Regions from separate parts of the Homo sapiens genome. Here regions 1 and 3 are each linked to region 2. The links are chromatin loops, found by intact Hi-C in ENCODE. Cell type or tissue: Caco-2. All regions are shown on one strand. Region 1 has its middle 130 kb from the start of HNMT. Region 2 overlaps THSD7B (thrombospondin type 1 domain containing 7B). Region 3 overlaps THSD7B (thrombospondin type 1 domain containing 7B).

Region 1 (8,000 bases), 180 kb before region 2:
AATTATGGCCCTCATTTGCTCATCTACCCATTTATTATTTTGTTTAATAAGCCTGTTATTTCCTGGATGATCTAATCCAGAACAAAGGACAAATGGTAGTTCCTGACCCATTATGAATACTCTTTTTTTTAAATGAATGCTCTTAATGAGGATCTATCCCACGAACAATTCAAATGTGACCCATCTCAGGGTCACAATATTACACATCCTAGCATGAAGGATATGGAGGTGCCAATGTCTTGAGAGGCGACAAAGATAGACTATGAGAATGATCCCTTGAATAAAAAATAGCAAGGCTAGCGAAATTTGATTAAGATTTATTTGTTTATTTATTTATATATATTTAACTTCTGTGTTCTTAAGTAACAGTGGAACTCAAAGGGGTTAGAGCTGTGAGGGAAACACCAATACAATTCTTTACTCCCTATGCAAACTTGGGGAAGTCATTTGGCTTCTTCAGGCCTCAGATTCATCCATCACTAATTCTACTCACTTAATAGTGTGGTTGGCTACTTTACATAAATAATGCACATATGTTTCTTAGTAGAGTGCTTGCCATATATTAGGTGCTAAATAAATGTTACCAACTAGTCTAATTTATCTATCAAATATTGGAAAGAACTAGCCATTACTTTGTAAAAACTAAATTCAGGACACCTGCAATTTAAAAAATATTTCAATGAGGTACAGAGGAACAAAATACAATGGGTTCTTGAGTGTGTCCTTTCCAGCCTTCCTCTGGCAGGGCTGACTCAAGTTATGCTGGAATGTGGCCTTAGCCACTGCTTAAGTGGACCAGGTTGACAGTCTTGTCACACTGAATCAGCATGCTGGACTTGGTATGCACATTGAGCTGAGGGTTGAACAATTCTCAAATATAAAACTCCATGGCTTTCTCTGAGGAGGTACTGGGTGTATTCACAACAGTGCCTCAAAGTACAGTTGCACATGCAGTCTGCAAAGGCCTCATTACCCAAGCTATGACCACCTCCCTACCAAATCAGTTTCAGCCTCAGCCATGTAAACTCAGGACAGAGGTTGGGTTTGTCGATCTGCTTTTAATATCCTCATGCCAAAGTCCCTGGTATGTAATGAACACTAAGCTCAAGCAAAACTGTGAGCTGTGATCTTGTTGCTGATACTAGGTTTTCCAGTCCTCATCTAGTCCTCCCAATCCTGAGGTTTGCAGCAATCAGGAGTAGAGCTGAGACCACAATAAAAACCTAGTGACCCTTCTCAATGCTGCCATCTAAGTGAGAGACCCAAGCAGAACTGGTCATGGCCAAATGTTTTCTGTTTGTTCCAGGAAGGTCTGGTAGACCTGGGAGACAGGGTTCTGTTTTCTGATTCTACTGAGGCAATTAAAAAGACCATCAGGGCCAAAGTAAAACTTTGCTTTTGGTGTCTTTTTAATATTTGTAATGTGCAAAATAGCATTTTACTGTTTAGTTTCTATATTCAAGGCATTAATGCATTATAACCATGAACATTACATAAAATCCTAAAATGAAATATTCATTCAAACATATTAGATGTATTAGTCCATTTTCACCCTGCTGATAAAGACATACCCAAGACTGAGCAATTTACAAAAGAAAGAGGTTTAATTGGACTTACAGGTCCACGTGGTTGGGAAAGCCTCACAACCATGGCAGAAGGCAAGGAGGAGCAAGTCACATCTTGTGTGGATGGTGGGACAGAAAATGAGAGAGCTTGTGCAGGGGAACACCTCTCTTAAAAACCATCACATCTCATCAGACTTATTCACTATCATGAGAACAGCATGGGAAAGACTTGCCCCCATGATTCAATTACCTCCCAGCAGGTCCCTCCCACAACACGTGGGAACTCAAGATGAGATTTGGGTGGGGACACAGCCAAACCATATCATTAGATGTCACAAATTCAAAAAATTTTACAATAGTTGTAAAAATTACCTTCTTTAATGAACATATTCATAAGTAAAGTTACTGAAAAAAGACTATAGGGAACACATAGATTTAGCCTACCTAAAAGCATAGATTAAAAAAATAATTTAAGTAAATTGTTTTGGGGTAGCTCATAAGCAATGAACTTTTAAACTCATTATTTCAGGACTTCCACCTGACAATAACCTTTAGTATAATAAGATTGTTTCAAAGACGTTTTTATTTTATTGCCAAATGTTTACTTATTTTTAGGGCAAAATAGGTCTTATGACTTGATGGCTTGTGTGTGTGTGTGTGTGTGTGTGTGTGTGTGTGGTAGCGGTACATATATATGTCTCCAACCACCATTAGGAAACAGGTCAAAATGACCATATTTCCACGTATATTCTTATACAGTATGGAAATACTCACCTAGGTAGGTACATGGGTATGCATGTTCAAGAAAATGAAGAATAGAAAGAATTAAGGAAAGATTATCTTCCTCCTTTTGTAATTTTTATTATTTTACTTTTTGTTTCAATCGCTTTTGGGGAACAGGTGGTTTTTGATTACATGGATAAATTCTTTAGTGGTGATTTAGTGGTGATCATGGGGTGCACCTGTCACCGAGCAGTGTACACCCCCTCCCACCCTCCCCCACAAGACCCCATAGTCCATTATATCATTCTTATGCCTTTGCATCCTCATAGCTTAGCTCCACTTATAAGTGAGAACATACAATTTCTATTCCTGAGGTACTTCACTTAGAATAACAGCCTCCAACCCCATCTAAGTTGCTGCAAATGTTGTTTCATTCCTTTTTATGGCTATGTCTTTCTCTTCAACATTCTCTACAAATGCACTTGCACCTAAAGGTATATGATTGGGCAAATTCTGTACCTATCATAGGCTGTAACTTGGTCTCTAATTTCACACATGAAATCTTTTTTCATTCACTTGGAGTTAATTCAGTGAGGATAGACACTGTCCTTCCCTTGTTCCCCAAGCATCAGCAAAGTGTTTAGTTAATCTCCCATTAAATATTGAATAGAAAAACCTTCATTTTCAGAAACTCTTCTTTATGAGGTCCTAATATATGCCATGTGCTCTGCTAAGTGCTCTTTGGAGACTCTTTTATTTAAGCCTTGCAACAATACTAGGAGGAAGGTATTTCACCCATTTTAATAATGAAGAAACTGAGCTTAGTAATATACTCAAGTTCTTAGATCTAGGAATAAATCTGGGATTTAAATTAAAATCTGTCTAAATCTATGTTCCTATCTACTGTTAAGTGTGGCTTCCAAAAAAGTGTGGGCAGAATCTAAGGGTGGGTGTGTCCTCATGCTTACAAGACTCTCTGCAGTCTGTGAAGATGGAGAGGCAGCGAGAAGGGAAAGAATGATCTCTGGGTGGAACTTGCCTCTCCCATCGCCACCATGGCCCAGCAAGAAACACTTCAGTCCAGATTTCCCTTCTCTTGAGTATTGAGTATGCAGAATAATGCCCCACCCACACCACGAAAGATGTCCAAGCCTCAATCCCTGGGACCTGTGAATATCTTATGTTCCATGGCAAAGGGGAATTAAGGTCACAGATGGAATTAGGGTTGTTAATCAGCTACCCTTAAAATAGGCAGATGGGACTTTATCCTGGATTACTGTAAGTGGTCTCAATATAACCAGCAAGGGTTTTTCAGTGGAGAAGAGAAAGACAAAAGAGAGCAAACCAGAAAGATAGCAATGTGAGTAGGACTGGAGCCATGTTGCTGGTTTTGAAGATAGAAGAAGGGGCCCTAAGCCAAAGAATGCAGACAACCTCCAGAGGCCGGAAGAGGTGAGGGAACAGACGCTCCCCTAGAGCCTCCAGAAGACACCAGCATGCCGACACCTTGGTTTTCGGCCCGTGAAACCTATTTTAAATTTCTGACCTCCAGAACAGTAAGATAATAAAAGTGCGTTGTTTTAAGCCACTAAATTTGTGGTAATTTGTTACAACAGCCACATTAGATGATTAATACTAGCACTGGTTGGTGTCTTGCAGCTTCAGAATGTATATTTTATAATGGGGCGGTGAGACCTCCTTCCGCTCAACTTGTACACAGAGGCACTCAGCACACATCCCTCAATGGGTGATCTCATTCCAGCACGTGCGCTGGGCAATCAGTACCAGAGGCAGTTCTGCCATGGCTTAGTGCATACGTCATCTTTGGTGGGACAAAAATTGTGTATGCAGATCTAAAAACATGATCAAAAGCAAGTCTATCCTAACATTTCTGTCAATTTACCAGGGGTATCCAATCTTTTGGCTTCCCTGGGTTACATTGGAAGAATTGTCTTGGGCCACACATAAAATATACTAACACTAACGATAGCTAATGAGCTTAAAAAATTGCAAAAATACTTACAATGTTTTAAGAAACTTTATGAATTTGGCCACATTGAGAGCTGTCCTAAGCCGCATATGGCCTGTGGGCCACAGGTTGGACAAGCTTTATTTAGATCATGCCGAAGGAGCACAGTTCCATGAGGAGGGAGGATGGGGAGCATGTGGTGTGTTTGCATACAATTTTAATTTCTGGATGTTTCAAGTCATATTCTGAGCACTGAAGGTAGGCCTAACTCACTTATCTGCTACACAAAATATGACCAAGTGGGGTACACATATGTAGGAGAGGTGTACAGGAGAAGCGGTGCGTGCATATATGGAAGCAAAGGAATGAAGTTGATGTAGATTTTTATAGAATCACAATGTTTAGAAGCAATATTTAAATATCAATTAATTACCAATACCCCCCCCAAAAAAAGAATGAAGACACCAGAAAAGGTATTATTTGTAATTAACTATGTAGCCACTAGATGGCAGTACAGTGTAAGCAAAAGGAAAATCTATTCCCTCAGCCCAAGCTTCTCTGGCTGCTGTTAAAGGATGTTTTACCGCTGTTTCAGGAGAAAAGGAGGAAATTCAGTCATGTTAAGGCAGTCAACTTAGAGGGCCAGGACTGTTCTAGATGGACTCCCGGGCTAGAAAGAGCATGGACTCTATGTGTCTCAGCTCCTCTAATTCCTATCTATGAGATCCTGGCAAGTTGCTTAACATCACAAGGCCTCAGTGTTCACATTTATATAATGGGTGTGAATGTTATTTTTCTTACAAGGGAAAGAAAAATGAAGTAAAACGGAGTAATATTATTAAAATACTTAAGATTTAATAAGCAGTCGATTATTAATAGCTCTGTGTCTCCTTTGGGTAGGGAAAAATAATACAATTTAGATTTTAGGTCCTAAACTAATCTCCAGGTATGGTTGTGAGGAAATTATGGGTCTTGAAAAGTAAAGAGAGAAGATTTATTCTTTACTCTGCTTCAATGTGGCTAAAGCTTCCCTGCAAAGTGTCACAATAACCTTCTCTTCATGTTCTCAAATGCAGTTGCTCCCCTCCCCATCTCTCCTTGACACGTGAAGTTCCTCTCCTATGAGGAGCATTGCCAAGTTTCGAGAGGTCTGCAATGTTGGACTAACAGTCATGGCCTTCGCACAGGCAGGAGGTCACAGCAGGGACTCCAGTGCTCACCACTTCCCTCTTCCTACATCTGCCTTTAGTTTATGAATGCATGAGAATTTCATAGTGAGTTAATGGAAGCCCTCCCAAAATATGTCCACATAGAACCCGTGAATGTGACCTAATTTAGAAAAGAAAACAAAAGGTATTTGAAGACGTAATGAAGTTAAGAATCCTGAGATGAGCTCATCCTGTATTATCCAGGTGAGTTCTAAATCCAATGGCCAGTGTCCTTAGAAAGGCACAGGGAGATGTGTGACAGAGAGGATTCGGCCATATGAAGACAGGGGCAGAGATTGCAGTGGCGTGATCACAAACCCAGGAACACCCGAGCCGCCAGAAGCCTGAAGAGGCAGGGAAGGATTCCCCTCTAGAGCTTCTGGGAGGTGCGTGGTTCTGCCAACACCCTAATTTCAGAATCCTGTATGCCACAACTCTAAGTAAATATTATAAATTCTTATCATGCTAAGCTACCAAATTTGTGGCCTTTTGAAATGGTAACTCTAGGAAACTAGTACAGGTTTATATCAAGAAAATTCCTGTCCCCATGTATTTTTCCAGTGTGCTAGAAATTCCATGATTAGCAAATTTATTCCTTTGGTTTAAATTGCAGATTCTTTTAAAATAAAATACATGAGATCCTGGGAAAGGTGTCCTATTTTAGAGAATGAATGTTCACACCACAGCCTCTGTGAATGGATGGCTCATATCTACAGAAAAGCACTGGATACTAGGAAGGAAACAATTCTAAAGGGTTGTAGGGTTGTAGGGCACTGGCTCTAGCAGACCAGCTTGCCTTGCTGCAAGACAACTTGTCTGGCGTTTGACCCAGAGGTTCCTCATTACTTCAATGGTCTTCAATGAAAGAAGCCAAAGTTTGGAGAAACCCCAAAGAGTATTGCCTTTAGACCCATCTAAGACCCCACACTGGACTAATTTCTGGAGGCCCCTTGCCATCGAGGATGTGCCCATGGGGCCAGTGGAACATGTCCCCAGAATTAGCATCTTCCCCTCCCAGCCAGTGATACAGGTGGTGCCCAGATCCCAGAATTATTCACCCACATGGCCTCCCAGCCCTTCCCCAAGTCCCCTACAGGCTTTTTCTCTAGACCTGCCCTCTCTGGGGTGGCTAGCATTATACTGTGCACACTCCTAGGCTGGGGGTGGTGAATGTGTGAGGCCCTTCGCAGGAGAGAATGGAGCCGACAGGTGGCTTGCTGGGCTCCAGGACCCTTCTCTTCTGGCACCTCCAGGTTCTGGCTGAGGAATTTGATCATTCTGAACTGAAATGTAGCCTCTCTGGTCTTTTTTGTATATTTGTCAAGGTAGGAGGATTAAACATATTTAATTAAATGATTAGTTAACTTGGCTTATAAATTAAAATATTTAGACAAGTGGAATGTGGGCCTTACATTTGCATCCTTTCCTTGGGACCAGCCAAACATGAGGTGGCCCTGCCTCTGAGATAGGCAACGCTGTAGGAGCACTCTGCAAGTTGGAGTAGTGTGTGAACGGCAGTCCATAAAAGGCAGGACATAAAAGCAGAATCTCAGTGCTGGAGGTGCCCACAAGGAAAAAAAAAAAAAAAACCCACAAAAGGAATTGGTAGTAAAACCCAAGCATCACACCAACACCAAGCACGGAAATGACTACATCACAGACAGCAGACACCAGGTCCCCCATCTCCTGGCTATTCGACTTTAGAAAAGAAGCTTAAAGTCTTGAACTGAAATTCTTAAAATATAAAATCAGGATGATTAAATATATGTCAAAGAGTTATTATGGGAATTCAGAAAGCAGTAAATCAAAGTCATTACTTTAAAACAAGGACACATACTTCAGATACTAAATGCAGCGTAAATTGTAACTATCCTTGTTACAGCTATTGACAATGTATCACATGGAATTGCTGGGACTGGGGAGAGTGAGTCTTGGGATGAGAAGCAACATTGAGATGGACACCTCCCTCAAAAGCATCAGATGTCTCAGTAAGAGAGGCAAGCTCTGATCTCCCAAATTGAGTTTTGTATGGACATATACCTACTTATGGGTGGAAATATAATAATGAAGCACAACTAGTTGGGAACAGCTGTTTTAAACATTCTAAGAAAAGATTGCTTGTCTGGTCTGCCCACTTAAGGGCTCCAGAGTTGTAAATGTGAGTCTTACATGTGATTTTTAGTTTGGGTTGGCTCAGACCAGACATCTCTCTAACATGGTACATGGAGAGTTATTATTATTAATTTTTCATAATAGAGTACTTCGAGAAAACAAATGAACCATTTCAAAATGAAAATTATATGCAGATTATTAAAACAGCAATGTGAGAATGACTGCATAATAAACTAAAAGGTCTAAATGGCACACTCTGTGTTAAATTTCGTTCTGTCTTTACTAATATCTTGGCTAATTGGGAATGGTCTTGTTTTGCTTTAACTCAGAATGTCTTATTTCTTCCTCTGAACAGAACTTGTTAGTTTCCTTATGAGACAGATAACTCTCTGGGCCCTTCCCAGGTGGCTGGGAAGATTGCTT
Region 2 (8,000 bases):
GACACCTGCCAAATATTAAACCATAGTTCTTTGTGAATAAAGTTAATTAACTATGCTTTTCCTCTCTCTTTTTGTCTTTTTTTTTTTTTTTAGATGGAGTTTCACTCTGTTGCTGATGCTGGAGTACAATGGCACAATCTCAGCTCATTGTAATCTCCGCCTCCCAGGTTCAAGCACTTCTCCTGTCTCAGCCTTCCGAGTAGCTGGGATTATAGGCACCCGCCATCACACCTGGCTAATTTTGTCTTTTTTTTGTTCTTTTAATAGAAACAGGGTTTCACCATGTTGGCCAGGCTGGTCTTAAACTCCTGACCTCAGGTAATCTTCCCACCTCGGCTTCCCAAAGTGCTGGGATTACAGGTGTGAGCCACCATGTCTGGCCATCTTTTCCTCTCTTATGGAGATGTTTATGGCATTTAATCAAATTATCTTCAACTCTTATCTCCATTTGTTTCAGATCCTTGCCTAGTTGCTCCAACCCACCCTTCTTACTGAGAAGCAAAGCAACAGGGATTATGTACATATCTTCTTTGAATTAAGTGTTCTTGCTATCACAGCCGCGAAATCCCTCCATCACCTTTTACCATTGACCACTAAATGTTAGAGTAGGTAGCTAAGAAGACATAAGCAGGGCAGGAGAAGGGTCCCCCACCAGGAATGTCAGGCAACCATCAGGTGATGGTTAGGCAGCTGTTAAACTGTCTCTCTAAAATAATAATTGGTTGCAGCGAGCACGAGGGAAAGGCAGTCTCCCAAAAGATAGAAAACACCTGGCCGGGCGCTGTGGCTCACGCCTGTAATCCCAGCACTTTGGGAGGCCAAGGCGGGTGGATCACAAGGTCAGGAGATCGAGACCATCCTGGCTAACGTGGTGAAACCTGTCTCTACCAAAAATACAAAAAAAAAAAAAAAGAAAAAAAAAAAATTAGCCGGGCGTCGTGGCGGGCATCTGTAGTCCTAGCTACTTGGGAGGCTGAGGCAGGAGAATGGCGTGAACCCAGGAGGCGGTGGTTGCAGTGAGCCAAGATCATGCCACTGCACTCCAGCCTGGGTGGACTGAGCAAGACTCCATCTCAAAAAAAAAAAAAAAAAGAAAAAAGAAAACACCTGAAGCTGGTGATCAGTAGCTTCCTAATAAAATCTCAGGAGCTGGGCAAATGGGCTCAACCGTGCTCACTAAGAGGCAAAATGGAGGAGTTTAACTGGTATATGATCTTCCTCTAGGAACACACAACTTGTAAGGGAAAAATGCCTAAAGTGAGCATGTGTACAACTTCAGTAAACACGCTGTGCATGCGGCCCCTCCCAAGTCCTGGCAGGCCACTGTGGATGGCCACTATGCATGTGGATGGCGCACCCTAAGGGAAGAATCGGGGGAGAGGGAAAACGACCTCTACCCCTGAAGCATGCCAACATATAAAACCCAAGTCAAAGGTCAAAGAGGGCACTTGGCCTTCTTCCAAGTGTACTTTACTTCCTTTCTTTCCTGCTCTGAAACTTTTTAATAAACTTTCACTCTTGTTCAAATACTTGCCTCAGTACAAGCATAAGTACATTCTGCCTTATGCCCCTCAGATGAATTATTTCCTCGGAGGAGGCAAGAGTCAAATTGCCGCAGACCTGTATGGATTCGCTGCTGCTGACATAACCATGTCAAACTACGTCTCTGCTTGTAGGCTTACTTCTGCACTCAAGGAGGGCAGCCTTACATGGGAGATAAAAGACTTCACCAAAGACGCATGCTCAAGAGAAATATACCTATGCCTATCTGAGTTACTCCTTCCTTGTAATAACTCGAGTGTCACCCCACATCACATCTCTAGTTGGCATTGTGACAATGGGTCTTTTATATTAGTCTGTAAATTTCTGGTCATTTTTAAGTACAATGAATGTCACCAAGAAGCAGATTATTATGAGACATGATGGATGAAGATTCCTATCTGTCTCTGGAAGTGAACTTGAAAATAACTGCTCTTCCTCCAGCAAGTATACAGACAATAGAGAAGAGTGGAAGAGAATAAGCATAAGATTATGAATCTCTATGACTTCGCTCTTATGGCTCCTTACCTAAAGCTATTTATCTAGCATTTTCTGAACAGACCTTAGCTTCACATAGCTACTCATGCCAATCCTCATCAACCAGTTAACTTTATTTAGGTCATCAATTATTGACTGAACACATGATTTTGAGGAGAAACAGATACTAAAAGTAAACAAAGCACCTCAATCTTCTACAAAAGAAAAAAAGTAAGAGCACATGTTATAGTTAACAGCCTATAGTTTAGTTCAGGTTGCATTCATATAATAATAACATAAATATGATATTTTCAGTTGGTTTTAATTGAAAGTATCACAAAATGATATCTTCATATCACAGTGGAGATATCTAAGCAAATTTGTATGTGCTTAGCTATTGAAGCCATATTCTCAAGATGCATCTCTATTTTTAGCATGAGATAAAACTTGTAACCAGTCAGTCATATGTTCAAGAGTTCAAGGAAAAAAGTATTTTCTGTTTAATTAAAGAGGACATCCAGAGAGTTGGTGAAAAGCTACAATTTCTACTTTTTAAACATCATTAACCCAAATGGAGTTGTTCCTGAACTTCCCCTCTTTTCCTTCTATTCCCCTCTGCAAGCTGACCCACTGTCTTTTCTGTGGTAAAGAATTAACCCATCTTGATTTGTAAGGCCAATAATAGGACTGAGTACTTGAATTATTTTTAATCAAATCACTTTTAGAATAGGCATACTATAAGAAAAAGCTTGTTTCTTTAAAAAATGTAGTATAGTTTTTAAGAATTATAGTGCACTGCACACCATGAGTGCCATTGATTAGAATACATTACATGTTTTACATTAATTCCTGAGTTGTGGTAGATGGGAGTTATAGGAGAAAAAGCACAAATAAATTTCTGCTTTGAAAAAAAAATACATGCATAACCGCCACCCCATACACATATTTTTTTCAACCATAGTCACATATTCAGTTTATTTAAAATAAACTAAAAATGTACTCACTCAACAGTAATCATAGTGTAATACAATTTGCATAATAACTTTAGCAAATATGAACATTTATAGTATCTTTCAAAATAGTTGAGGCGTATAAAAGGTTAAGAAGAGAAGACATAAGTCAACTGAGAATACTTACTGGTAAATAGAGCTAACATAAATTAGGTATTTGAAAGATAGATTTGGCTAAAGACAGATTTATAGAAAAACACTGTTAATACATGGTCCTGACGAGAAATTCTTTATAACTGGGATTACTCCTGCAAATGCCTCTAGATGGTATCATGGGCACGTGGAACTGCTGCTTGGGCTGCAGCCGGCAGGAGAACATCTGATTGCATGTGTAAAACACAGCAATTAATGCACTTATAGAAGACTCCAGCACATGACTCACCTGTGTACAGTAGGAGAAAGGTTTTCTGCAGGCTGGAATGCACTGCCGAATGGCAGCAGGACGGGCCTGAGGGGAGCAGCCTCCTGCAAAGGAAATTCCACCATCATTTGCAGATTTCTCTATTAGATATTTCTAATTTTTTGGTATTTTTTTTTAACCTGTGCCACCGGCCTCTTTGCAACAGTATTATTATTTTTGAAAAATCTATTTGCCAACATTGTGGTCCAAGCCTATTTTATTGATTACTCTAAAATGAATTGAGATGGGAGGCTCTTCTAACAGAGGCTATTTGCAGTAGAGTTTTTATACTGTTTATTGGCGATGTGATTCTATCATACGGCTATGCTTGAGCACAAAGTCTATGTGAGCCAGAATCTGTAGAAGAATTGATAAAATCTAAATTTAAACTCAGGAGCAGAAAACATATCTGCTGGAATACTCCTTCTACATATATACTGCTTCAGCTCCTGAGCACCCAGGTAGGCACTAGGCCGATTTCAACAACCCAGGAAATGCTAAAAGAATGCCATGAATGAATTCATGGGACCATGGTATCAAATATGTTGGTAGTATTTTTAAATGTAAGTCAACTGGAATACATGCACACAGAGTCACGTATAAACACATTCTTAAGAGCAAGCACCGAAGCTCTAGGAGAGACAATCAAACATCTGACACAGTACTTGTTCCTGCTCCGTACATATTTTTGAATAAATGGATGAGACAATGTATGTCTCTGTAACTGGAAAATCATTTACATACTAGTCTTACTTTGCTAAATTCAAGATAGTAAAAGAGACATGAGACAAAGCCTAGAGAAAATTTGACAAAGCACCATTTATATAGTACTGGTTGCATTGAAAGGTTCTAGCGTTTGGATAAGTACAATTGTCAACCCATTATAGTTTATAGTTTTGTAGCTAGCAAAAAGCTCTGGGCCTAAGGCAGAGTAGCGAACAGTCAGACCTACATTGTCCCTGGGAATGAAGCAGCTAAATTCTCACTGTGACTTGAAAAATAACACAAAGAATCCACACAGAAATTTTTAAAAAGCAAAATTCACAGTCCAGAATTAGCATCTAGGTGTGAAATTGATAATTTCGGTGTTAGTGGCAATAACCACACAGTCCTATTTCTACCAACTGTGTTGGTGCTGGCAGGGGGAGGGTTTCCGTTCTTTCAACCAGGGATCTCCACAGCAGGCGTACTTCAGTGGGAGGAGGGCTCTTGGGAATAGGAAAGAAAATCTTGGAATTTACATAGGTTATAGAACATATTTTTTAATTCTAAGAATTAAATTAAGCTTTAATAATATTTGTCAGATGATACTGATGACCTGAGCTTCTTCATCAGATGATTACATGTTATACACTGTGCCTGAGGAATTCCGTGCAGAGAATTGATAGCAAAGCTCCTACCAGTACGTTAACTCTCAGTGTATTGCAGAGTATGATGCCTTCTGTGTTCCTGACTAGGGAGACTTAGAGTATATTTAGTTTTAACAACTTACAAAAAAGATAAGTAGCTTAAAGTAAATTATTTTGTGGATAAACTTTAAATTAAAAAGAATACCAATAGTGCAAGAGCAAGTAAACAAGAAAAAGGAGGAGCTGACAATACTTCTATTCCTATAGGCATTTCAGCTCTTGCACAAGCTCTCTGTAAACGATAGTACTAAGTAAAAATAATGACAATTTAATTTGCTGACAAGAAAGCATTTAAAAATCTCAAAAATTGGCCGGGCGTGGTGGCTCACGCCTGTAATCCCAGCACTTTGGGAGGCCGAGGCGGGCAGATTATGAGGTCAAGAGATCGAGACCATCCTGGCCAACATGGTGAAACCCTGTCTGTACTAAACACAAAAATTAGCTGGGCGTGGTGGCGTGTGCCTGCAGTCCCAACTACTCAGGAAGCTGAGACAAGAGAATCACTCAAACCAGGGAGGCAGAGGTTGCAGTGAGCCAAAATTGTGTCACTGCACTTCAGCCTGCTAAATGGTATCTGCCATCATGAATGAGGGACCTCTTGCTCAGTCTATATTTAGATATTAAGTAATAATCATGACTCACAAAATATTCAAAAACTAAGCTGCTAGTACATGAATACAAATACCTGTAATTTACATCATAAAAGCTTTCTGCATCATTAACATACAGAATATTTTAATTTTTAAATTTTGTCTTTATTAACCTCTTTAGTTTCAACTTCTGAGTATGTTTTATGTCAGGTGAGTACTGCACACACACATGCTAAGATATGTCCTTTGAAACGTTTTATTGAGAAGGGACATGATTTAAAATTTTACTAGCATCTGTCTTTTTCAGTCTTTATCTCAGATCATGATATTTAAGGACATTTTATTGCATTTCAGCTTATTTCTTTAAGTTGTTTGATATTTTTATAGGTCTTAAAATTGAATTGCTTTCTTTCTAAGATGCAAACGTCTAATGAAAATTTGTAATAAAATTCATCTAAGCTACCTGCCCAAGTCACCCCTTGTTTATAATTTGTAAGCTAATTCTTCTCACAAATAACAACACTCAGGGGTGTTTGTGAAGTGCCCACATGAGTCTTAGGCAGGAATACCTGTGACATTAACGCCATCTGAACGCTGGCACCATACAGTTCGTTCGTTATTGTTCCAAAGACTTGCTTTCCATGTGTAGTGATAACATTTGCCTCCTGTAAGTAAATATGATAATAGCAGTTCTATTACACCTCACTTAGAATAAGCATTGATCAATGAAGGCTAAAGAACTGAAAAGTGCTCTTGGTACCTGTACAAGGGCGTGTTTCTAGAACCTGTTGGGGGCAGCTGTCTTGGTTCTCAAAAGACTGAATTATAAAAGTCCTTGATCTAGACTGGCGGCCCACAGTCTCAAAGCTTCTTCCATCAATGCAGGTTAATTCACATGTGCTCCACTCTGACCATTCTGTTAAATGGCAGTCTCCTGGACAGTCATGCAGTACAGGGTGGAGAAAACAGCATGAAAAGTGGCACTGGACAACATTTGCATGGGCAGGGCTCACACAGAGATTTGCAGTGATACATGCAGTTCCTGATACTACACATTCTATATTGATCAATTTTCCAATCAGAATGTACTAAGAATGATGAAGTAATTTATAGTTTAATCTTGTTTAACAAGAAAGTGCCAAAAACTAGATTGTTATTACTTTGCTTCAAATTGTAGTAGTCACATCTAGAAAATATTATGTATCTGCTAGTGTTAATAAAACTTTTAAAAGAGAGATATAAAGATTATGGTAACTCAGTGTTCAAAGATCAGAATAACATCATAAAATGGATGTTCATAGAAACCATATAAAAGAGAATAAGTAGGTCACTGAAATGAACTATCTTTTGGACCAAAGAATGTTTAATTTAATACCCTAAACATCTTTCTCACTCAAGAAATATAATTTATAATTTGTATAAATGTATCTTTATATAAATTATAATTTTTTTTGTAATACATATGTGTGTATACATACATACACATATGTTATATACTGTATTATAAAAACATATTGTCACTTGAACTTATGCCATACAAACTATGTTGTGTTACTAGGATTAAGATAAACTGATACATTTTATGTAACTAATAAAATTTATATAGAACTTCACATTTATATGGAACTTCACATTTACAGAGTGCTTTCATGAACTCATAGCCTTACTGGTTCCAACCATGCCATCACCCAGAATTCAGCCAACATTTTTTGAACGCTGTCCAATGTGCTAGGTGCTGTTGGATACGGAATTAACATCACAGTTTCTAGATGAAGAAATCATTGCTCACAGGGGCTAGACTACATACCCCAAGTAAAACAATGAAGTGATAGAGACATGATTCTAACTTAGCTCTTAAGTTTCCAAATCCAGTGCCTTTTTTTTTCTTTTGCCTACTTTGGCTCCATCAAAGCCGTAGGTATATACCAAAGTGATAACCACAATTAAAAATGAATTAAAGTTATTTAAAAACTTTAATTTTGATGAGCTAGAGCATCTCTAGGAAAACAGTAGTAAAATAAACAAAAAGATCACCATGGGAGGCGCTCCCAATCACTAGCATTGCATACCTGGGCAAGGCACAGAACACAGCTGCTTCAGGATGCTGTCCTGAAAGGGCATTTCTCCACACAGTGCATCCTCGACACGTCCAGCTGCATGAGATATTGAACCACTGTGGACCATGCAGGAAAGGCTGCGGATCTGAACTCCTTCCCCACAGTCTCCACCCTATGAGAGGAAAGGATACTTTCACAATTACCCAAATAATTCACATCTCAAAGTTTTGGCTCTTGCCACCTCTTGCCTAAGAAGACCATAGTTGCATATTTTCGTAGCTTCCTCTTCTTGTGAGCTATCTCTCAATTGTTGACAATAAAGCATCCCTGAGCAACACTGCCAGAGCTGATAGAGAAGCTTCAGTGGGAATGCAAATCATGCCATGGAACCTATGTACTTAGAATATGACAATTCATTTTGGAACTCAGCCAAGATTGACTAAAAAAGAAAACAATACATAATTTGTCTAGTTGTATGTGATAAAATGACCTAATCTGTAATCACCAATGAGAACATA
Region 3 (8,000 bases), 730 kb after region 2:
AGAATAATAGTCTCCAATCCCATCCAGGTTGTGGCAAATGCCATTAATTCATTCCTTTTTATGGCTGAGTAGTATTCCATCATATACACATACCACAGTTTCTTTATCCACTCATTGATTGATGGACTTTTGGGTTGGTTCCACATTTTTGCAATTGTGAATTGTGCTGCTATAAACATGCGTGTGCAATTATCTTTTCCGTATAATGACTTCTTTTCTTCTGGGTGGGTACCCAGTAGCGGGATTGCTGGATCAAATGGTAGTTCTACTTTTAGTTCTTTAAGGAATCTCCACACCGTTTTCCATAGTGGTTGTGCTAGTTTACATTCCCACCAGCAATGTAGAAATGTTCGCTTTTCACCACATCCACGCCAACATCTATCATTTTTTGATTTTTTCTTTATGGCCACTTTTGTGGGAGTAAGGTGGTATTGCACTGTGATTTTGATTTGCATTAAATGGGTAAATTTTATCATATATGAATTTTATATCAATAAAGCTGTTAAACAGGAGAGAGGGCCTCGACTATATATATATTTCTAGAAATATATATTTCTAAATTTAAAATATATAGATAATATATTTAGAATATTCTCTAGAATATATAATTATATAATTATAATTATATAAGATTATATATTACATATTATAACTATATTATATGTAATTATATAATAGAATATATAATTATTATAGAATGTAATAAATAGCTTGGCATATGCCCAAGCATACCTGGCCATAATTGTCCCAACTGTCCCCCCTTCACAGAGCACACTCTTTTCTTCTCTTTCTCCAGGTTCTTACCAATCCCCAGAGTATGACAGACTTCGTCAGCAGTCCTCATGGCTTTGGGAACAGTAAATTATACCAGTCACATATAACATCTTCATACTGGAGAAATGACACTGGGTTCACAATCTGAATCTCAATATACTAATGTCTTTTAATCCATGGATTTTTTTCATCAAGTTAAAAATATCTGCCCCTAAACTCACCCATTGTGTTGATACATCAATGGCTTAAAGTAGCTAGTGATTGGTGAATCTCAGAACATATTCAAATCTTCCATCCAGTTTTATTCCCTACATCATGGAGAATAAAAATGACAAAATAATAACTACTCTGTTATTGGCAAGCGCTAAACACTTTCTATAGAGTCTCCTCTTTGAATCCTCACCACAATACCATGATGAAGGTTTAATGACCCCATCATGCAGATTAAAAAACTGAGGCTCAGAAAAGTGTAGTAATTTTCACCACCACTGGGAGGTAGTGAAATCAGTGTTCAAAAGGGTCTCACTCAAAAGCCAATAACAAAGGCTCAAAAGAGAGAAAAAGTGTTCTGCATAAATACAAATATGAAATGAAATTTGAACACAGAAAAAAAGGTAGTTTTATATCTGAATCATTTCTTAGAAGTGTTTGAATGCTGTTAAGTCTGAATATGAACCTCTAATTGCCTTTGAATCCATGATCCTATTCTCATAATCAAACTCCTCATAAATACCACAGTTTTACCTTGGAAGAATGTATCTTTTATATTCACCTTAATTTTGAAAGTTTCTTAAATTCTCCACATATAATGCATTATAAATTACTATTAATCTGTCTATTTGCTAAAATTCTTAAATGATTTATGAGATAAAAATCTTAATACAAATGATTTAGCACTTTTGTAAAATAAACTGGTAGAAATTTTAAGATAGGTCAAAATAATTAAAGTTTTAAATGCACTCAAAAGAAAAGGTAAATTGTATGCTAAAATTCTAAAATGACTTAAGTATGCCTAATCTATTGTTGCTCCACTACACTTACTTTCTAAAGTTGACAATGGCCAATAATTTCTTCTTTTTGTAATAAATTTTCCCTAGTGCATATATGATTTTTGTCTATCTTCATAATAAATTTTCCCTAGTGCATATATGATAGTTGTCTATCTTCATCTACAGAAGATACTGAGCTTCCTAACCTCTTGCTAAACAAAACAAATATAACTTCTGCAGGTCTACAGATTCATTTGCCAATAATTTGTTTATGCAATGATAATGCAGTGAAGTTATCCATGTTTAAGTGTAAAACAATGAAAGACATAAATTTTTATTTTTACTGGAAATGAGAGTGTTCCACTGTTCTGAACAATCCATTAACTACTATACCTAAACAAAGTCTTTATATTGTTATGTTTCTCATTTCATGACTTTTTATAGCTAACATGTTTTCAGCCAAAAATAATGTGATTAGAAAAGAGTTCAATAAAAATATGTGGCAATGCAATAAGTATAGAAGTTAATGAATTTCTCTATGACTAGAAAACAATTATTGATTACCTATTTTTGGAAAGCTTTAAATCAATTTTCATGTCATTTACTATAAAAAGTTTCTGGAAAAAAACTCAAGAGGAGTTAGATAAAAGGTTTTGAAACTAATAAGATATTGATTTTTCTAACTTTGTATGCTAATTTGTGGATTTAATAGCCCCTAATTTAATTAGACTAATGCCTTTTTGTGTCAATGAGGCTTGTAGAGAAAGGCTGCCTGGCAAACTGTCTGAATTTCTGAATTGGTATATCTCCAAAGAGAGAGAAAACACTTCTAGCTTGGGAACCTCAGTTAATAGCGCAACCTAAATAGCTATGAATTTGGAAGATCTGTGTGGTTTTACACTTATTTCTTAGTAATCTGCCACTCTGGGTCAGTAGAATACATTAGGAACTGAATAAAATTTTCAGTTAGGTTCAATATCAATTAGATTAATACAATTAAGCATTAGAATATGAAAAGAGAATATAGTAGACTTAACATCTGTGATAATACTGAAGGATGGGGGGACAGGGAACAGAGAGAAAGGGACAGAGAAGAAGAGATTGATTATTAAAAAGATAGCGATGCAATTAAAATCTATCAATAATAAAAAAAAGCCAGTTGGAGTCTCTTCACAAACTAAGAATTTTCTTTTGTTGTTTTTTTGTTTTTGAGACAGAGTCTCCCTCTGTCACCCAGGTTGGAGTGCAGTGGTGTGATTTCGGCTCACTGCAACCTCTGCCTCCTGGGTTCAAGCCATTCTCCTGCCTAAGGCTCCTGAGTAACTGGGACTACAGGCGCCAGCTACCATGCCCAGCTAATTATTGTATTCTTTTTTAGTAGAGGCAGGGTTTCACCATGTTGGCCAGATTGCTCTTGAACTCCTGACCTCAGGTGATCTGCCCACCTGGGCCTCCCAAAGCGCTAGGATTACAGGTGTGAGCCACCACGCCCGGCTAAACTAAGAATTTTCTGACAACCACTAGATAGTAATCATAATAGATCTGAAGTTATCTTTTATTTTCCAAGTCCAAACAACTTGAAAATGTATTACAGAAAAACGAAACAGTCAATGTTGAACAGGAAGGAAGGAAGGAAGGAAGGAAGGAAGGAAGGAAGGAAGGAAGGAAGGAAGGAAGGAATGGCGGGCAAAATATATAATCTACAAATGCAGAAGTCACTCCTGGAATCAAGTCTGATATTAAGACATTCCTCCAGTAACAGAAGCTGGACTTCCAAAACCGCCTTTCTTTTAACCACTGTGAAAGCCACCCATGCTTTATCTGCACCAAGTCGACCCTACTGCCTCTGGTGCCTTCCAAGCTTTTCTGGAACATTACCTCCTCCTGGTGGCCTGAAAGGGAAGCTATTGAGCCCCTTTCATCCTTCCTTACCACCTGATTTCTCCCCCAACTCTACAAATTCACACTGAACAGCTGACCTTGAACAACACAGGTTTAACTGCACAGGTCCGCTTATATGTGGATTTTCTTCTGTGTCTGCCACCCCTGAGACAGCAAGGCCAGCCCCTCCTCTTCCTCCTCCTCAGCCTACTTAACATGAAGAGGATGAGGATGAAGACCTTTAAGATGATCCACTTCCACTTAATGTATAATAAATATATTTTCTCTTCCTTGTGATTTTCTCAATAATGTTTTCTTTTCTCTAGCTTACTTAATTGTAAGAATATGGTATATAAAATATAATATACAAAATAGGTTAATCAACTGTTTATGTTATCAGTAGAGCTTCCTGTCAACCATAGCCTATTAGTTAAGTTTCAAAACAGTCAAAAGTTATAAGCAGATTTTTGACTTCGCAGGGGCCAGTGCCCCAAACCCCCACAGTGTTCAAGGGTGAACTGTATTTTCACTGTTTCCATATCTTCCTGCCATGACTCAAATAATTTCAACTCAGGGATTAATTTGCAGATTAATTTGCACATCTATCCTTTTTTCATTCTATCTCTTTCAATTTTTAGTAAAATTTCCTTAGGAAAATAATTTTCTTCTTCTTATCTTTCCTCTTTCCATCTCACTCTTTGATTTCTACAATGAGCTAAAAATTGACTGTTGAGTTTAGGTTTGAATTTCAGGTAAATTATCAATAATTAGTGTGTTACTTTGAGAAACAAGACTTTGGAAAATTATACCAAAGAGGCTTAAAGAAAGATATAATAATATCAAGAAAAAGGAAAGCCACCAATGTACTTGAAATAAGTATCAGAACCAGTCCTATCTATGTTAAATATAATTTTTTAAATGTTAGGTCCAGTAAATCTGCATTAAAGGTAATTGAAATAATATCAGAACTATTACTTTCTACATTAAATGATTTGCAAAATGCCTAAAATGTTATTTGAAATATCTAAAATTGTTTTCTCCATCTATTAAAACCTCTGAACTAAATGTGCCAATATACTATAAGTGTTATATATTAAAAGCTAGTCCTGGTTTACTTTTACTGCCTCTTGGTTTGCACAATACAGTCTACTTTTTTCATTGTTAATGTAGAATGTATCATGGACTGTTATATGGATTATATGGATCTTTATTGGCTAGTGTTTGACTAAACACTTTTCGTGACATCTATTAGGAGGTAAAGCTCTGCATATTTTATACAACAGAGAATCACAGGGACATGGGGAGCAAAAAGTCAACTTCCCACAGCACCAAGCAGACCAATAGCGGCTGTGTTTGCTGAGAATACACCCTCCCAGCATGAGGGAAAGATCAGGAAAACACAATATAACTAGCATTAGCCCAAACATGGAGCATGAACCTCCACCATCACCTTGACAAGAGGCAGTCTCATGAAGAGAAAAGAGCACTGGTTTGGAACCAAACAAACTTAAACTTTGATTCTTAATCCACCTTGTAAGTAGCAATTTAACCTTGACCAGATTACTATATTCCCTGAGCAATAATTTCCTCAATTGTAAAATTCGGCTAGTGAGGTTTGCATTCTAGGGCTGTACTAACACATGCATGTATGTGTGCATGTATATATAGCTGCACATACACACATGTATATACATATTTCCCTTCGACCTACTTGTCATTGATCTGACCTTTACAACCTTCTACTTTGGGGCTACATTTGGGGCCACTTTGGGGCTTCAATCTCTTCATTCAGTCCCATGAGGCTGTTAAAAATTGTGGCAAACATATCCAGTCTTAAATATTTATGGCCTCGTGACTAGAAGAAAAATGGCTTTTTCTAACCAGAACAATCAGGAAAAAAAGTTCTGGGAAAGCACTATTATTGGCCCAGACTGAGATAAATAGTCATTGTTAGACAATGACTGCTCTGGGGAATGTAGTACTATATTGAACCAGCCTGAGACAGGACTAAAGGGGCAGACGTCTCTTAGGCCTGTGTTATATCGATTATAAATATATAATCAATAATATAATAATTGATTATTTCCTATTTGTCTTAAGCTGAGACCTGTGCCCCTTTAGTCCTGGCTCAGGCCGATTCTTTAAAATATCTGTGGTATTTTTTCTCTCTGAGCAGACACAAAGACTGGCTTACACAAAGACCATGTCAGCATCTTGGACTCTTTACTCTTTAGAGCTGATATACTTTAACATCTCTCTAAAGTCACAAATCATTATTCATTCTTCAGCTACATCCATCAGCCTGGATGCTGGCAGTCATTTTCTAGCTGGGTACCACTTTCAGATTCATCTTCCCAGCACTATACTTTCACATTACTTCTAGATTCAAGAACCAATCATGGTTTTGTATGGCCTGTCATAGAGATCAAACCTCTGCCATTTAGTCTTAAAGCTTCTTCAGTGGCTGGCCCTCCCTTATCCAGCCAACTTTATCTGCTACTATTCCTTCGCATGAACCATTCTTCTGGGATACTTAACAGTCTCTGATCATGCCACAGTTATTCTCCTCTAGGCCTCTGATTGTGCTAATTTTATTGCCTAAAATGCTCTACTCTCTCTGTTCCAAATCCCAATAATTCATTATAGCCTAATGCTCCAATTCTGTCCTATTTTTATATGCAACTCATACTGATCTCTCCCTTCCTTGAATTCTTACAGCATTCATGTGGAATCATTTATATAGTAATTGATTATTTCCTATTTGTTCTGCCATTTCTCCATTTTGGTTATAAGAACTTGCAGAGCAGAGATGTGCTTTTGTGTCTTCCTCACAGTGCAGGTCATAAAACACACATAACCACAAACTTGATTTTCATGCCCTTTGCAGGCCAACAACCACCTTCTTCCATACCCTAAAGAGTTAATCTTAGAATTAAAAACAAACAGGATTTCTCTGTGATTAAGCTCATCTGTCTTATTTCTCTGTAGCTGTCATGAAAATGTTATGTTTCTAATTCAACGTTTATGTCCAGTTCTGCTACTGCATAAAGGTCATCTTCATCTAGTCATGCGACACAGGAGTCAGAAACTGGAAATTCACACATGTTTACAACAGCTTCATTGCAAGCAACTACCCCACAGGGAACACCTGGTGCTCTGAGTCACAAATAGGCCAGCAGTCTGCAGTTGTGGACACCAGCACCTACCTCCTAAAACACCTGAAAACCTTACTCCTAAATCTTAAGTAGCTAGTTTAGCCTTACATCAAGCTGATAAGACAAAATACCACTTCCTCCTGCCTTAATTGAGCTGACATCAGTGGTTGTTATTTTGAGGAGTGATGAAAATTTCCTGAGTGGCTTCTAAAAGATGTTATTGCATTTTTGTTTTAACTTATGAATGCACAGAACCTAAAACCTACTAAGATGACATACAAAGACCTGACATTTTGAAGTAAATACATAAGACCAATGACTATATAGAAAAACAAGATGTACGTACTTTAATACTATTGATTGATTTATGTAGAAAGCTGCAGAAGTGGGAAGTCATAGCAAGTGGGGACAGGAAGGAAACAATCTCTGATTTAGAGTGATAAGTGTCTCAAAACTAAATTAAATAAACTAAAGCAACCATCTGTTTTACAAACTGAAATGATTAATTTTTAGTAAATCTTCTGATGGTGCACTATTTTTGGCAGAGTATTAATCTACAAGAAACAGAGCAAACGGGCAATCCCACACATTTCATAAAGGATAACTACATTTTCCAGTTATCCATCTGGGTCCTTTTCATTTCAGTAGTTTAATTAAAACTCAATGGTATTATCAATCTGTTACGTTTTTCATGTTGATGGCTATTACATTTACAGTACAGCAGGAGTACAAATTAAAGTGAGAAGATGATAAATCTCATCTTCAAATTTCATTTCTGTTTCTCTAGTAACTAATACTCTGGTAATATTTTTTAGCTCACTCATGTTTATAGAACTATTTTCATGATTTTTATGATTAAAATAAAGGGAAAAAAGGGAAGTGATTTTTCAATAGCTTTTATTCCTTTTTGCATATATTATGTTTTGTGACTCTTCTATCAACCCACTCTGCAGATATATTTCAGATGAGCTCCTAAAACTCTGTAATTATAATTTTCTTCTGTTAAATATTTGTTGTATTTTTTCTGTATAAATCTTTTAATGTTAGACTTCCTCAAATTAAAATAAGATGCATATCATTCAATTATGAATTATGGGTATTTAAATTTATATGTAAAATACAGTTATTTTTTGTATGAATCATTAACCAAAAGCAATTATTGCCTTTTATACCAAGAATTCACCTTCCAACCTAGGTCATT

What was found. Hi-C counts contacts between places; a loop is a spot of excess contacts. Peaks named below come from ENCODE experiments on the same cell type or tissue, not always from the same donor. Only the 100,000 strongest peaks of a DNase experiment are listed, where the experiment ranks them.
Region 1: it touches region 2 in a loop (4-fold over the local background); 5 of 110 quality-filtered maps call a loop at or near these places.
Region 3: a loop joins it to region 2, with 31 times the contacts of the local background. A loop is called at or near these places in 5 of 110 quality-filtered maps.

Annotation. Positions count from the first base shown.
Region 1 is chr2:137,835,439-137,843,438 of GRCh38, reverse strand. No RefSeq gene overlaps it. Among named protein-coding and RNA genes, the nearest start is that of HNMT, 130 kb to the left of the region's middle. In Caco-2, CTCF peaks have their summits at 4,569 and 4,771 (motif pointing right); no DNase peak of the experiment used is centred here.
Region 2 is chr2:137,655,155-137,663,154 of GRCh38, reverse strand. THSD7B (thrombospondin type 1 domain containing 7B) reads right to left here. Exons shown (of 28, transcript NM_001316349.2): 22 at 7,495-7,654; 23 at 6,186-6,359; 24 at 5,995-6,090; 25 at 3,409-3,491. Among named protein-coding and RNA genes, the nearest start is that of HNMT, 310 kb to the left of the region's middle. In Caco-2, no CTCF peak of the experiment used is centred here; a DNase peak (open chromatin) is centred at 3,344.
Region 3 is chr2:136,928,552-136,936,551 of GRCh38, reverse strand. All of the region lies in intron 2 of THSD7B (thrombospondin type 1 domain containing 7B), which reads right to left. Among named protein-coding and RNA genes, the nearest start is that of THSD7B, 170 kb to the right of the region's middle. In Caco-2, a CTCF peak has its summit at 3,637 (motif pointing left); a DNase peak (open chromatin) is centred at 3,641.